2 separate regions of the Homo sapiens genome follow, and region 2 is linked to region 1. A link is a contact called in ENCODE Hi-C or POLR2A ChIA-PET data. All regions are on one chromosome and are shown on one strand. The core of a region is the stretch at or near the end of the contact, and the rest is flanking DNA. Distances in the headings are between cores, read along the strand shown.

The links. A loop is a pair of places that touch in the nucleus more often than their neighbours do. ChIA-PET counts read pairs that join two places held with the same protein, here RNA polymerase II (POLR2A). Pooled maps may share reads with other maps.
Region 2: a loop to region 1 is called in a map of GM12878, with 2.5 times the contacts of the local background. The contact joins two enhancer-like sites. A Hi-C loop is called at or near these places in 1 of 168 maps with a recorded cell type or tissue (GM12878), 27 of 37 single-sample maps with no recorded cell type and 14 of 50 pooled maps. POLR2A ChIA-PET finds 5 or more read pairs at or near these places in 1 of 52 experiments (activated naive CD4-positive, alpha-beta T cell).

Annotation. Positions count from the first base shown.
Region 1 is chr1:67,329,452-67,336,627 of GRCh38, forward strand. It overlaps IL12RB2 (interleukin 12 receptor subunit beta 2), which reads left to right. Exons shown (of 17, transcript NM_001374259.2): 7 at 136-278; 8 at 1,209-1,359. Among named protein-coding and RNA genes, the nearest start is that of IL12RB2, 25 kb to the left of the region's middle. Within about 2 kb of position 3,745, at least 4 of the 41 ENCODE cell types and tissues checked have a DNase peak (open chromatin) inside an H3K27ac peak, as active enhancers do.
Region 2 is chr1:66,977,178-66,984,353 of GRCh38, forward strand. It overlaps MIER1 (MIER1 transcriptional regulator), which reads left to right. Exons shown (of 14, transcript NM_001077700.3): 13 at 4,602-4,741. It also overlaps a transcript of SLC35D1 not described here. Among named protein-coding and RNA genes, the nearest start is that of MIER1, 56 kb to the left of the region's middle. Within about 2 kb of position 4,679, at least 9 of the 41 ENCODE cell types and tissues checked have a DNase peak (open chromatin) inside an H3K27ac peak, as active enhancers do.

The DNA.
Region 1 (7,176 bases), core at 2,495-4,994:
TATATTTTACCAAATTTGATGGTTGTGCATCTCAGAACTGAGTTTTGTCAAACTCTTTATAGCTCATGCCAGTACATAAGACAATTGCTGATCACAGATCCTGAACCACACTTTTTTGTTTGTCCTGGTTACTAGTGAGGCCTCTTCCTCCGTGGGACATTAGAATCAAATTTCAAAAGGCTTCTGTGAGCAGATGTACCCTTTATTGGAGAGATGAGGGACTGGTACTGCTTAATCGACTCAGATATCGGCCCAGTAACAGCAGGCTCTGGAATATGGTAATTATCTTTAGAGTGAAGGAAAAAACACTGAAGCATTCTTAATATTGCTGCGCAGACCTCTGTCTTTTCATACAGCAAAAAATAGAGTTTAAGAATATTTATCCCAAAAGTACACACGAGAGAATTATCAGAAAGTCATGTATGCCTCTGTTGATTAAGAAATATCTTGAATTTTGATCTCTGATTCTGAAATTTTTAAAGCTTTTGTAAACCAATATTAATTTTCTATAGTTTATTTCTAACAGAGGATTCATTTCTCCTTATTATTTACCCTGTCCTGTTATTATTTTTTAGCATTTAAAAAAGATATTGAAAAGAGAAATATTAAGAAATGTCCACAGAGAGTTATATAGAATTTAATATTCCAAAGAAAAGGTCTACAATTTAATATAATATTAGGCATTGCATGTTTTAAAATAAAAGGTATAGGATTATGATTCTTTCCGGGATTGTTGTAAAATTCAATGGCTTATAATAACAAAGGATCAGTCCCACAGATAGCTGATATTCAAGAGAGTATAACTAATTAAAGGGTTTTTTTAAAAAAAAAAAAAGCCAGTGCTATGTTTGTGTTAAAACATTCATCACATCCTAATTGTAATCAAATAAAAAATAATCTCTAGTGTAGAAACTTTGTAGTTTTCAATCTTATTTTTCAGCTGGTTTCAGGATTCCCCTCGAGAACCTACATAGATGGGTTCTTAGTACCCAGAGATTTTGTTTTATTTTTAATGAGATGCTATCATTTCAGATTAATATCATATCTATTCGGTAAGACAGTCACTGATATTTCTTCTCATTTAATGGTAGGTCTGAAAAACAAATAAGATCAAATAGCCTGGGTTTTTTTTTTTTCATTTTATGTTAAAATTCCTTAAATTAGCAATCTAGTATTAATAGGCACTTTAAAAAAATGTCTGTTTCAAGGTTAATGTTACAAAGGCCAAAGGAAGACATGATTTGCTGGATCTGAAACCATTTACAGAATATGAATTTCAGATTTCCTCTAAGCTACATCTTTATAAGGGAAGTTGGAGTGATTGGAGTGAATCATTGAGAGCACAAACACCAGAAGAAGGTATATGTCCAAAATATACATACCTATCGGGGAGCAATAAAGGGGAGAGAGGGGGGAAGATGTAATGATTTCCTTGGAATAGAATCTTTAAACTACTGGTGCTGAATCAAAAAGCATGACTGCATTAGTTAACAAGTTAATTTTTATATTAACTTAAGTGCTGAAACTGTTCAAGGAAATATGTTTGTGTTGCAAGGAAATTTTTAACATTGGGTAAGTTCTACTCCTGTTTGCTATCAGTCATGTTGGTTATAATGCTTGGTTATAACTTATCTCTCTTACTATCTCAGTAACTTATTTCACAGAGCTATAACCAGTAATTAATCTCATTTCTTGTTAAAGCTTCATATGTTTTATATTTTTGATTCTATGAAAAGTAATGTGGCTCAATAAGCCATATGGAAAGCTTGAAAGAAAGTAGGCTCTGGAGACACATATTTCAAAATAAAATTTAGCATCCAGCAATCCTCTCTTGTCCAAATATTATAACACTGTACTTCAAGCCTTTGATATTTACTGCACAAATGAGAACCACCTGGCCACCCATAACTATGAAAAGGATATCAAATGTGTTTTTCAGTCTGATGAATTTTTCTTTTTTAGTAATTATTGGGAAGGGAATGTTATTGAAGTATAAGAAAATATTTTATTGAAGCAAAAATGCCTATGTAAACTTTATGCCAATATTAAATCTTTGGAGACACAAGAAATAGCCATCTGAATATTAGTTTTTAAAAGCACTCATTTAGGCCGGCATGGTCGCTCAGGCCTGTAATCCCAGCACATTGGGAGGCTGAGGTGGGCAGATCACGAGGTCAGGAGTTCGAGACCAGCCTGGCCAGCATGGTGAAATCCCATCTCTACCAAAAAGACAAGAAATTAGCCAAGCATCGTGGTGCGTGCCTGTAATCCCAGCCATTCGGGAGGCTAAGGCAGGAGAATCACTTGAACCCAGGAGGCAAAGGTTGCAATGAGCCAAGATTGTGCCACTGCAATCCAGCCTGGGCAACAGATCGAGACTGCATCTCATAAATAAATAAATAAATAAATAAATGCACTCATTTAGTGATATAGTAGAGAGTCTTTCATAATTTATATAAATTTGACTCAGAGAAAAACTTTTTGGCATATAATCCATTGTTCATTATCTGGAGCTTTTGTAACATTAACGTGCAAAATCTAAATTCTTATTTGTGAAATTTATGGATATGTGTGCATGTAAACTAGCCTCATAATTAAGTTGCATTTATTTTCTGTGAGCTACTAATGGCTTTTGATAACTGATGATCCTTAGCAATCATACATCAATGACATTCAAGGAACGGAAGGGCCTTTAGCAGAATATAATACCTAATATATGATTCATAGAATAATCTTATATTCTTCCTTACTTCTTGTATTAATTGCATTTTTTTTTTTTTTTGAGACAGAGTCTTGCTCTGTCACCCAGGCTGGAGTGCAGTGGCACAATCTCAGCTCAGTGCAACCTCTGCCTCCTGTGTTCCAGTGATTCTCCTGCCTCAGCCTCCCAAGTAGCAGGGATTACATGCATGCGCCACCATGCCCGGCTAATTTTTGTTATTTTCAGTAGAGACAGGTTTCACCATGTTGGCCAGGCTGGTCTCGAACTCTTGACCTCAGGTGATCCACCTGCCTCGGCCTCCCAAAGTGCTGGGATTACAGAATATATTTTAAAAATTGTCTAAAAGTGAATTTATCCAACAAATGATAATTTATTACCACTCATTTTATAATAAAATCTCTTAATGTTGAACCACTTGCCCTCTGGTTGTTACTTTTATAATCCAGAGCTTACTCATAATATCGTTTTATTATATATAGTCAAAGTAATTTTTTTAAAGACTATCTCATGAATTAGATTTTGTTTATATATGTGGTACAGATAAAACTTCTGAAAATGGGCTATATTTTATATCCAAGTTCAAGGTAGTAAGTAGTCTGAAAAATATTTAAGTTATATCACATTAAGCTAAACTATAAACTAGGGAAACTCTGGGCTTGTGAATTCTTGTCATTCTTACTCACATATGATAATGACCTAGTTAGAGATGTGTGAAAAGGTTTTTCTTTTCTTTTTTAAAAAGTGTTTGTCTTTTGAATTAAAATTCCTTCAAGGCAGCACAGTAACTTTCTTATTTCCTATAAAATAAACCACCATCATAACAATGAGTATAGCAACTCATTATGGTTATGAACTCATGGATGATTATGAATTGAACCTAGGAAGCTGGCTTATTCAGTCACTGAAGGTATTCATAAAGAGAGAAACCCATACTCTGAGATACACCACCTTTACCAAGCTCTGTTGGCTTCCTTTCTGTCTCTGAATCTCCCTTTTCTATGTTTGATTTTTCTGTGGGTTGTTGTAGGTCTTTTTTCTCTTACTCTAGGCTGCTTGGTTTTCACCCCTTACCCGCTGTTTCTGTCATCAGTTTCTTTATGAAACACCAACTGATGTAAACGTAAAAGGTGTGAATTTTTTTTAACACGTCTTCCTTTTAACCCTTTCAATGTGTACTCATATGTAACTTGGCATTTAAAAAAAATTAATAGTAAGCTTTTTTTTTTTTTTTTTTAGGTACTCTCTAAAACTGTGAATGACTCTACAACAGAGTCAGCCTTTTTGCAGCCTTTGCTTCTCAAAATTGAGAGAAATGTAACATCTCCGGGTGGATTGGTGTAGTTGTTTATATCATTTGAACAGTGGGTTAGGGCTTCCTTTACTCCATAGGGCCCTTTACTATGTCATTAAATTCAGCTCCTATCACTGAAAAACACTTTTTAAATGACCGAAAAGTAAGGGATAGGAGGAAAGAAACTACTTTGCTGTGTTTAAGAGAACAGTCTTGAAATCAGCATCCATCAAAGGCAGGCCTGATAGTGACACTGGGAAGAGAGCAGCCACATTTTCCTTGTAGTGGGAAAACATTCTTGAATTTGAGCTCAAGGTGTCCAGACATGCCTGAGAACATGCACAGGTATTGAGGGAAGGTGATCTCTCACCACTTAGAACACCCAGGAAGAGATGCCAAAATACTGATTAATCAGCTATTCCTTAGAGCTATGTTACCAATATGTCTCTGTCTGTTAATCCGCCATTTTAAAAAGTCTTATTTGCAGTTTGTGATCTTGCTCAACTCTATTACAGCTAACAAAGGAATCGTTGCATGTTCATTCGTACTTTGGAGGGGCAGAGTGGTAAAGGAGAAACCTTCCCCCATCATGGTGACAGCAAGGGTGAGGGGTGAATAATCCCTAAAGGGGGAGAAAATGAAGAGTTACCAGCTGCAGCCACCTCTTCCCACATTGAGAAGCTAGGAAATTCATGCACTCATTTGTAATTTAAAAATATTGCCAAGATAAGATAGGTGTGAACAATTAAATACTAGAGATTATTTTGGATAGCAAACATTTGATAACAGTCAAGCTTGGTGGATTGGCAAACATTTTCTCTACAGGTCCAGATAGTAATATTTTCAGCTTTGCGGATCATACGATCTGTCGCAACTGCTAAATGTGCTATTGTCACATGCAAGCTGCCATTGACAATACCTAAACAAACAGGCATGGCTGTGTTCCAACAAAACTTTATTTATGTATGCTGAAATTGGAATTTTATGTAATCTTCACATGTCACTAAAAAGGATTCTTCTTTTGTTTGTTTTGAGACGGAGTCTGGCTCTGTCACCCATGCTGGAGTGCAGTGGTGCGATCTCGGCTCACTGCAAGCTCCGCCTCCCGGGTTCACGCCATTCTCCTACCTCAGCCTCCCGAGTAGCTGGGACTACAGGCACCCCGCCACCACGCCCGGCTAATTTTTTGTATTTTTAGTAGAGACAGGGTTTCACCGTGTTAGCCAGGATGGTCTCGATCTCCTGACCTTGGGATCTGTCTGCCTCAGCCTCCCAAAGTTCTGGGATTACAGGCATGAGCCACCGCGCCCGGCCGGATTCTTCTTTTGATTTCTTTTCAACCATTATCAAAACCATTTTCTTACAGGATGTATTAAAACAGGCAGAGGGCCAGATTTGGCCCATGGGCCGTAGTTTGCTGACCCCTAAGCTAGCTATACTCGAAAGCATCATATTTGTGTCTTTTTGCTTGAGGCTTGAGAATGATTCTTTTCTCTTCTAAAGAGATTTATATCAGACACTTTCACTAACAGGAAAGTGTTATGTTTAAGATTCAGTAACAGTCCCTAAACCCTTCTCTCCTTCACTTGTTCTCCTCTAAGCTCAGCACCTATCTTGGAAGGAAGGAATGATAATTCAGAACTCTTTTCAAGAAGTTATATGAAGAAGAGCAGAGATATCAATCTTTTGTTGTTTTTGTTTTTAGGATCTGAGATAATACAGTGTATCTGCAAGGGGATGAAAAGAGTCCAGCAGAGAAGGAGAAATTAATGACACAGGGAAGGTGGGGATAATGACTGGAGAGATGTCTTTGATAAAGCAAGAGGGAGCGGGGTCCAGAACTCTAGCTAAAGAGTTGGACCGTGATGGAAGTAGGGATGATTCATCCACTGGGACATCATTAACAGTGCTGTGTTAGGGAATTGGTTGGGGGAGTTTGAACGTTTTCATGGTGGAAAAAGAAGGGAATTTCCATCTGATTTCTTCCTTTTGCTCGGTGAAGTCTGAGGCAAGGTCATCTCTTTTTCATATTGGTGGCTTCTTCCACTTTAACCCTACAGTTTTTTCCTTTACAGACAAAGTATTTTCATCTGACTTCCATTTCTCATATTTGTATGCTTAGTCATTTGTACCCATTTCTTTTGAAATCACTTGAACATACTGGCCTTTGGCTTTTTTTTTCTCATGTGCCTATAATAGTTTTATCTGTATTTGGCTAGATAACATTGAGGTTAGAACTTTTAGTGACTCTGTGACAGTTGAATGTCAAAGATTCTCCTCCCTATTAGCCCTTGTGTTGCTTTAAGCAGCAGTGATTTTACACCCCTGGTCATGAAATGTTACACTTTTTAGAGACTCATGCAGATTCAACTAATGATTTCTCTCCCATGAAGGTATACATTGCAGGTAGGCACCATTAACATTTCAGTTTACTTGCAATTTACCTTGTGAAAAGAATATAATTCTAGAATTTGATTCTTAGCTCTGTAATAATCTGTTAGGTTGTGGATTTTTAATGAGTCAGTGAGTGTCCCCTTTAGATTTCTTACCAATATGTAATTAACTGAAGACATGTACTGCTGTGGTACAAGTCAACTGGCTTTGACACTGAGCACACCCGGGTTTCCAAACCCTGATTTTACAAATGTCTGGATTATCTAGTTTGTGGAGTAGTCAGGTCTTGGTCAATGTAGTGAACTGTAATGGGAAAAGCAGGGTCTTCGGGGAAAGCAAGACCTGGGTCCAGTCCTCAGCTTTGCCATTTACCAGACCCAGGTCTTTTGTAAATCATTTAACTTTTGCCAGCCTCCTTGTCCTCAGCTGTAAAGCAGATGTAATCATATGCACCCTTGCGTTGTGTGAGGGTTAAACGAGATGATGTATATAGTGTCCGGACACCACCTGACAGTAGGTGGTTAGTGAACGTCATATCCCCTTTCCTTTGTTGCCTGTGCTTTTTTTCTTTTTGCATCTAAGCTAGCAGATAGAAGTCCCAGGTTTGATTCCTGGGCCACTCTTCATATTCCTGGAGAATTAAGAGCATTTTCAAAATGTTTTACATAAGTGTTGCTTACCTCTAAGTCCTCACTGCAAAGGTAAATACTACTGCAAAGGAGAGAAAAGAAAAGAAGTGAATGTTTAGAAAAAAACAAAAAAGAAAGTA
Region 2 (7,176 bases), core at 3,429-5,928, 350 kb before region 1:
CAGCTCCCTGCAGCCTCCGTCTCCCGGCTTCAAGCGATTGTCCTGCCTCAGCCTCCCGAGTAGCTGGGATTACAGGTGCCTGCCATGACGCCTGGCTAATTTTTGAATTTTTATTAGAGACGGGGTTTCACTGTGTTGACCAGGCTGGTCTTGAACTCCTGACCTCAAATGATCCACCTGCCTCAGCCTCCTAAAGTGCTGGGATTACAGGAGTGAGCCACTGTACCCAGCATACAGTTTTTTTATAGAGGAAAAAAAACATGTATATGGTGACTTTCCTTTTCCTAGCTTTCCTGAATCTTTCCTCTAACAAGTAATATTTAAGAATTAGTAATGTAACTCTAGTGTAGTCCCATTGACACAGATATGGGTTGTTGTATCCATTCTTTATGTAAAATGTCTGATATGCCTAATTTATTCCCATGTTAAGAGAATTTATTGTCTACACCTCATTCAGTCTAGCTTTGGAGTGAAACATTCCACTACCACTGGCAATTTGTTACTTAAACAGAAAAGAGTATTGAACCCCTTGTCTTTCATGAATTGCTTTAAAATGGTGATTAATTGTTATGATGGAATTAACTTTACAGTGCTATCCTTAATTATTCCCTAATGTTTACAGAATAAAAAAATAATGCAAAATAAAAAATAAAAATAAAAAAAAATTGACTTTGTCAATGTACTCCAGTAAAGATGTTCTTAAAGCTGACCAAATAATTACCTTCGAAAGATGTGCTTGGGCCAGGTGCGGTGGCTCACTCCTGTAATCCCAGCACTTTGGGAGGCTGAGGCGGGTGGATCACAAGGTCAGGAGTTTGAGACCAGCCTGACAAACATGGTGAAACCCCATATCTACTAAAAATACAAAAATTAGCTGATGTGGTGGTGCACGCCTATAGTCTCAGCTACTCGGGAGACTGAGGCAGAAGAATTGCTTGAACCCAGGAGGCGGAGGTTGCAGTGAGCCGAGATCAAACCACTGCACTCCAGCCTGGGCAACAGAGCGAAACTCCATCTCCAAAAAAAAAAAAAAAAGATGTGCTTGTATGTTTATTTGATCTTGCTCTTCAGACTCCTAAACTGCACTGTTTCTTGATCAAGTTCATTTATAGGTAGGTATCTCTGCTGGTCACTTCCTTAGAAGGTCAAATGCTCTAAAGCCCACAGTAAAACAATCTGAAAGAGAATAAATGGGTATGATTCACCCTTGGAAATCATGGGACAATGGAGTGTGTACATCATCCCCCATTATTCAAAGCTGGTGATTGCTAAAGTGGAATTTCATAAATAGCAGTATTGCAAATTTTATCTAATTGCTTAATGTTAAATTTATAGTTAATTTTTTTTCCATTGGTAGTATTCAAGCATAATAATATAGAATTAGATACAGCATCTAGTCTGCAGATATATCTTAAAATAGTCATGATTTTCAAGGTATTATATAGGGAAAAGCAATAGTAACATCTTTTATTTTTTTCAACCATTTCAGAAATAATGTTCACACGTGAGCTACATTCAGTCTGTAATCATCAGCAGTAACAACATAAGAATGGCCATGCTGGGTCAGACCCATGGTTCATCCAGTTTTCTCTTTCAGAAAGCATCACCAAAGTGTGGGCTGGCTTAGTTGGTCCTCTGTGATGTCAAGATCAACAGGTTAGGTAGGGATGTGCCACCAAATGTTCTAATTTCTCTATTGATCTCCCCATAGCTTCTGAAAACTTTTTGAAGATACTTTTATCTGTAACTTTAATGACTCTTAAGGTTAAATATTCTTTAGGTAGAGTGGCCACAGTTAAAAATAAACAATATCTTAATAGTGGTCACCTGGTATAATGGTATGACGTGAACTAATGTGTTTTTTCCCTTAGGCAGGAATACCATGGTTTTGTAGGCTTCAGTTGTAGCCCCACTGGGTTGTTTTTTTTTTATAAAGTTTATTTAACTGAAAGAATCATACTTTTTTACTGAGACTCTTCCCTTTTAGCTGTGTTATGTCTTCTGTAAGAAGCAGTGACCAAACTACATTTCTTTCCAGATGGGGATAAATTTTTCTGGTTTGCTTCCATTACCATCTCTTTCTGTTAATAGCTGCACTTTAAGTGACTTCATAAAACATTAAGCTAATGTGTTTAGAGAGAAATTTGAGTGAATTTTCTCATCCTTCTTTTTAGGTCAAAATCCATAATTCAGAGCACATTATCCTGAAAGTCATTTGTTCACCAGGATGAAACACATTTTCCCCTTTTCTGCCTACAAACAGCCTTTGAAAGATTCTGCTACACATTGTCCCTATTTACTACCTGGAAGAATTGGGAACCTTATTGGAGATTTCATTGTAGAATACTCAGCTTTCCAAATAATTTTTCCAAAAACTAAACATTAACTCAGCATAACTTTGATTACCTGAATGCTGCTTCAACTTTCTGGATGGTTTGTCTGATTCTGCCCTTTCCTGAATATTCTGGATGCTATTAATCTTTAGGAAACAATGATAATAATAATTACTATCCTTTCACAGAATTATGACTATATCCAGAAATTAAAAATAATTTTGATATCAACTCTTGTTTCCTTTGCCTTGGCTTTTTTTTTTTTTTTAAAGACGGAGTCTCAACCTGTTGCCCAGGCTGCTGGAGTACAGTGGCGCAATCTCGGCTCACTGCAACCTCCACCGCCCGGGTTGAAGTGATTCTACTGCCGCCGCCTCCCGAGTAGCTGGGATTACAGGCATGCGCCACCACACCCGGCTAATTTTGTATTTTTAGTAGAGACAGGGTTTCTCCATGTTGGTCAGGCTGGTCTCAAACTCCCAACCTCAGGTGATCCACCTGCCTCGGCCTCCCAAAGTGCTGGGATGACAGGCGTGAGCCACCACACCCGGCCTTGCTTTGGCTTTTAACTTCCTTCATATTATCCATTCCCACTATAACGTATTTATTTCCAACAATTCCTCATCATGTGTCTTCTGTTAGCCTTAGCACCTGAAGTCCCTTTGGGACTCACCACACTTATTTCTGTGTGCTTCAAATTTGTTATGTAATTTTTCTATAATTATGATGAGTAGCATAAAGCTGAAGAAGTCTTCAAGACCATCTAATTTAATTCTATATAGATTTATAGGTATTCAAGACCATCTAATTGAATTCCCTTCATTTATAGATGAGGAAAATAAGGCATAGAATGTAAATTGCATAGGTCATGGTCATATACATTTCTGAGATATGTATTAGTTTTATACCTCAGACTATTAGAAGTTTCTTGAAGTCAGGTATCACATCCCTATATTTGTTAAATCCCTATAACCTAGGAGACAGTGATGACCATATAGGTTGAGATAACTACAATTAATAGCATATTATAGACTATTAACACAGACTTTCAGAAAATTCCTCAGAGCTTCCACTGTTTCCTTCTTATTTACCCTGCTCACAAAATTCTAAGAGATTTGTCTTAATATTTCTATCATACTTATGCTGAAGGAATTTTAAGATAAATAACACAATTAGAATTTTATTGAGTTTCTTTCTGTTCTGTGCCTTGCACAACTTAGGTACCAGTGGTGCAGGTATAAACAAAGTAGACTAAAAATTCCTGACCTTGGGGAATTCTAGTGCAGTATCTAGTATCAGCAAACTTTTTCTGTAACAGGTAGAGAATAAATATTTTATGCTCTGTAGTAAGAAAGGACTTAATCACACTACTCAGTTGTGCAGTTGTTGCAGGAAAGCAGTCATAGACACTATGTAAACAAAGGTGTGTGGCTGGGTTCCAATAATACTTTATTTACAAAAAACAGATGGCCAGCCCACAGGCTATAGTTGGCTGACTTTTATTCTAGTGGTTTAGTAGCACTTTTTGGATTATGAAACATTTTTATGTACATATATAATACAATAACCATGTGTGTTAGACATATGATTTATCTACATTTTGTAGGTGATACACTAAACCTGAGAGAGACAAATCTCTATCCCAGATCTGCTCACCAATGTCACTTAACCACAGTTACGTAGTTCAGGAATGATTTAGAGAAGAAATGAGCTCACATACAATGAGAAAGTGACAGGATAAAACCAGCAGATAATCCCAGGAATTTAGTTAGCATCTTATAGCTCAGATCTGGCAGAAATATAATACCAAAAATATCCAGGAAGGTTTTAGGAGGTAATCAGTCCTTTTTGTTAGGCTCAAATTTGTCTTTTAGGTATCGCCTTTAGGAGCTTTAAAATTCAATCTATGTTTGTACAGAAATTCTTTTGTACTTTTACTAGACATCACCCCTATCACTTCAGTTAAGAGATCTTCCAGTTCTAGTTGGGCCACTCTGAGCACCTGCCTACAACTTTACAAGCTTTAAAATTTCCTATGGGTCTCTAAAATTTGTTACTTTAAAGCCGTTATGCATTTTTCCTATAAACATGTAACCAAAAGGAGCTTTTCATTTAAATATTCAGATCCTGGTATGATAGATGAAGCACTGGAATGAATGTTAAGTGAATATTAGGATATATTTGTTAAGAAAGCCTTCTGAATTTAACCTCAACTAATTTTTAATTTTCAGCTCTTTTTAATATAAAAATTGTTTTATTAATTTTAAGGGATTACATGGATCGTCTTCTAGACGAAAGTGAAAGTGCTGCATCTAGTCGAGCACCATCCCCTCCCCCAACTGCATCAAACAGTAGTAACAGCCAGTCTGAGAAAGAAGATGGCACTGTAAGCACTGCTAATCAAAATGGTAAGCAACCAGAGAAACATTTCTCTTTCTTCATAATAAGGGACACTTTCTTGCAGTGACTTGGGAAATTCCGTTTGGGTTTCTATTAAACTTCCAGAGCAGAAAGTAAAAAATGATAACACATGAGACAAACATAACATCAGCATACATATATACTAACAGAATACAAAGTGATTGGACATCACTAAAAAGTAATTTTAATAAAGCCTACTGTCAACAGTGACTATTTCTTGTAAGAAATTTGTTCTTTTTCAGTAGCATCTCTTTTCCTGTCTTGTCTAGTTGGGTTGATGCCTAGATACAAGTATTTATGTTAACTCTTAGGTCAAAACCCTGCAGTTTCACATGAGATATACAGATCATTGCAAAATACCTTGATGTAAGGTAACAAGTGCACTGTTTTGAATATTTAAGTTCTCTTTGATAGCATAATAACCTTGAATAATGAGAAAAGATAAAGCCGGTATCAACCTGTATATTAATATTCTACAGAAATATTTGTTTTTCTCTCCAAGAAAAAGAGAAGAAAAAGGCATACCAATTGTTTGAGGTTCAGATAGTGTTTCCGTTTAAAATATACAGTGGACCAGAGATCACTGTGCTGATCAGTAGTAAGAGCCAGAGAATTATTTTGATTTCTTCTTTGATTAAATGGTCTTTTTAAGTAAAAGAGTTCCAAGAAGAAAGTAATAAGCGCCACCCCCAGCTCCTCTGAGGAAACTGGTGATAGGAGAGTACCAGTGAAGAGCTGACTTCTTCCTGACAGAAACTGGAAGAGAAACACTGTGAAAGCCTTGATCCTCTTCTGACCTTTGGTCTCACATTGGTCCTGCTGGAGTGTATATGCTTAGTTCATTTCATGACCCCTCTCTGTTCCCTCACTACTTCTAGGAATAAACCAAACAAACAAAACTTAGGGCCCAGTAACTATGTCCTGGTCCAAGAAGGTTTATTGACTTGATGTCTAATGTTTGTCACGTCCATTCTGAAGTAGAATAAGATGCTGAGACTCTGACCTTGGGACTAACCGTATAGGCTCAAGGGAGGCAGACAGTTGGTACTACTATTGTTTTTCCTGTTTGTTCTTAACATATTAACACCAAATCATTTTCTTTTCCTTTTTAAGAAACTATTTGATGAGAACATGCTGTTAGGCTAGGAAAGTGTTCATAAGTTACTTATAAATTACTTGTAGCTCAAAAGCCACTCAACATTACGTACAGTCAAAACTGCCAGCTTTTTCAAAGGAAGGAAGGAACTTTTCATCCCAATGTTATATTACTTTTTTATATGGGGCTTTAATTAGTACTTTGAAATCTTACAGTTATTTTTGACCTAATCACAGTCGTCAGCTAGCTTTTTGGACTTGTTCCTACAGAATTGTTCTCTTCAATATATTATGATGCATAATCCCCATGTGCATTCATGATTTGAGTGCATTGAGTTGGTCAAAATAGAATATTTTCTTCTATCAGAATACAGTATTTGAGGCTCATCCTTTATGCCGAATATTTTTCAAGCAATTAAATTGTAATTATTCAGTGATGCACCCTATATTTTACTTCTTATCACCAAAATTTGCATTCCATTTTACAGTCAACTCTAAAATGAACTTTTGTTTTCTTTTATTAGAATAATTTTGCTTTTACTTTTCTCACCTACTATAGAATTTGTATTTACTTTTTAAGTAATTTGTATTTACTTAAGTAAATAATTTAGCACTTTCAAGTATATGCTTGGATAGTGCGGCATTAGTTTTTTAACATTATGACAGATTATTTAAGTCTACTTAGGTAAATAGTGTGTGATCATCTTTTTTTTCTTTTTGAGACAGAGTCTCGCTTTGTCGCCCAGGCTGGAATGCAGTGGCACAATCTCGGCTCACTGCAACCTCCGCCTCCTGGGTTCAAGTGATTCTGCTGCCTCAGCCTTCCGAGTAGCTGGGAGACGGTGCACGCCACCACTCCTGGCTAATTTTTGTATTTTTAGTAGAGACAAGTTTTCACCCTATTGGCCAGGCTGGTCTTGAACTCCTGACCTCATGATACACCCGCCTTGGCCTCCCAAAGTGCTGGGAATACAGGCGTGAGCCACTGCACCCAGCCTTGTGTGATCTTTTAAAGTACAGTTCCCATAGATTTACATTAAGAATAAAAAAGTCATGACATCTTGCTTTTATATGGCAGTTTACTCAAGCTTTTTAAAGAAAGAGCATTCATCTTGCTTTTACGTGGTTTTAGAATGTTGAAAACCTTTTGTTAAATCTGAGTAATTTACTGCATTTTCCATTAATTCAGCTTAGTTAGACTGCTGGATCCAGTGCTTGTTTGCTGTCACATATACCTAATATGCTTTTAACATATGCCAAATTCTGTTCTTAGTTCTTTACATTTATTAACTTATTTAATTTTCACAACAACCCTGTGAGGAATATC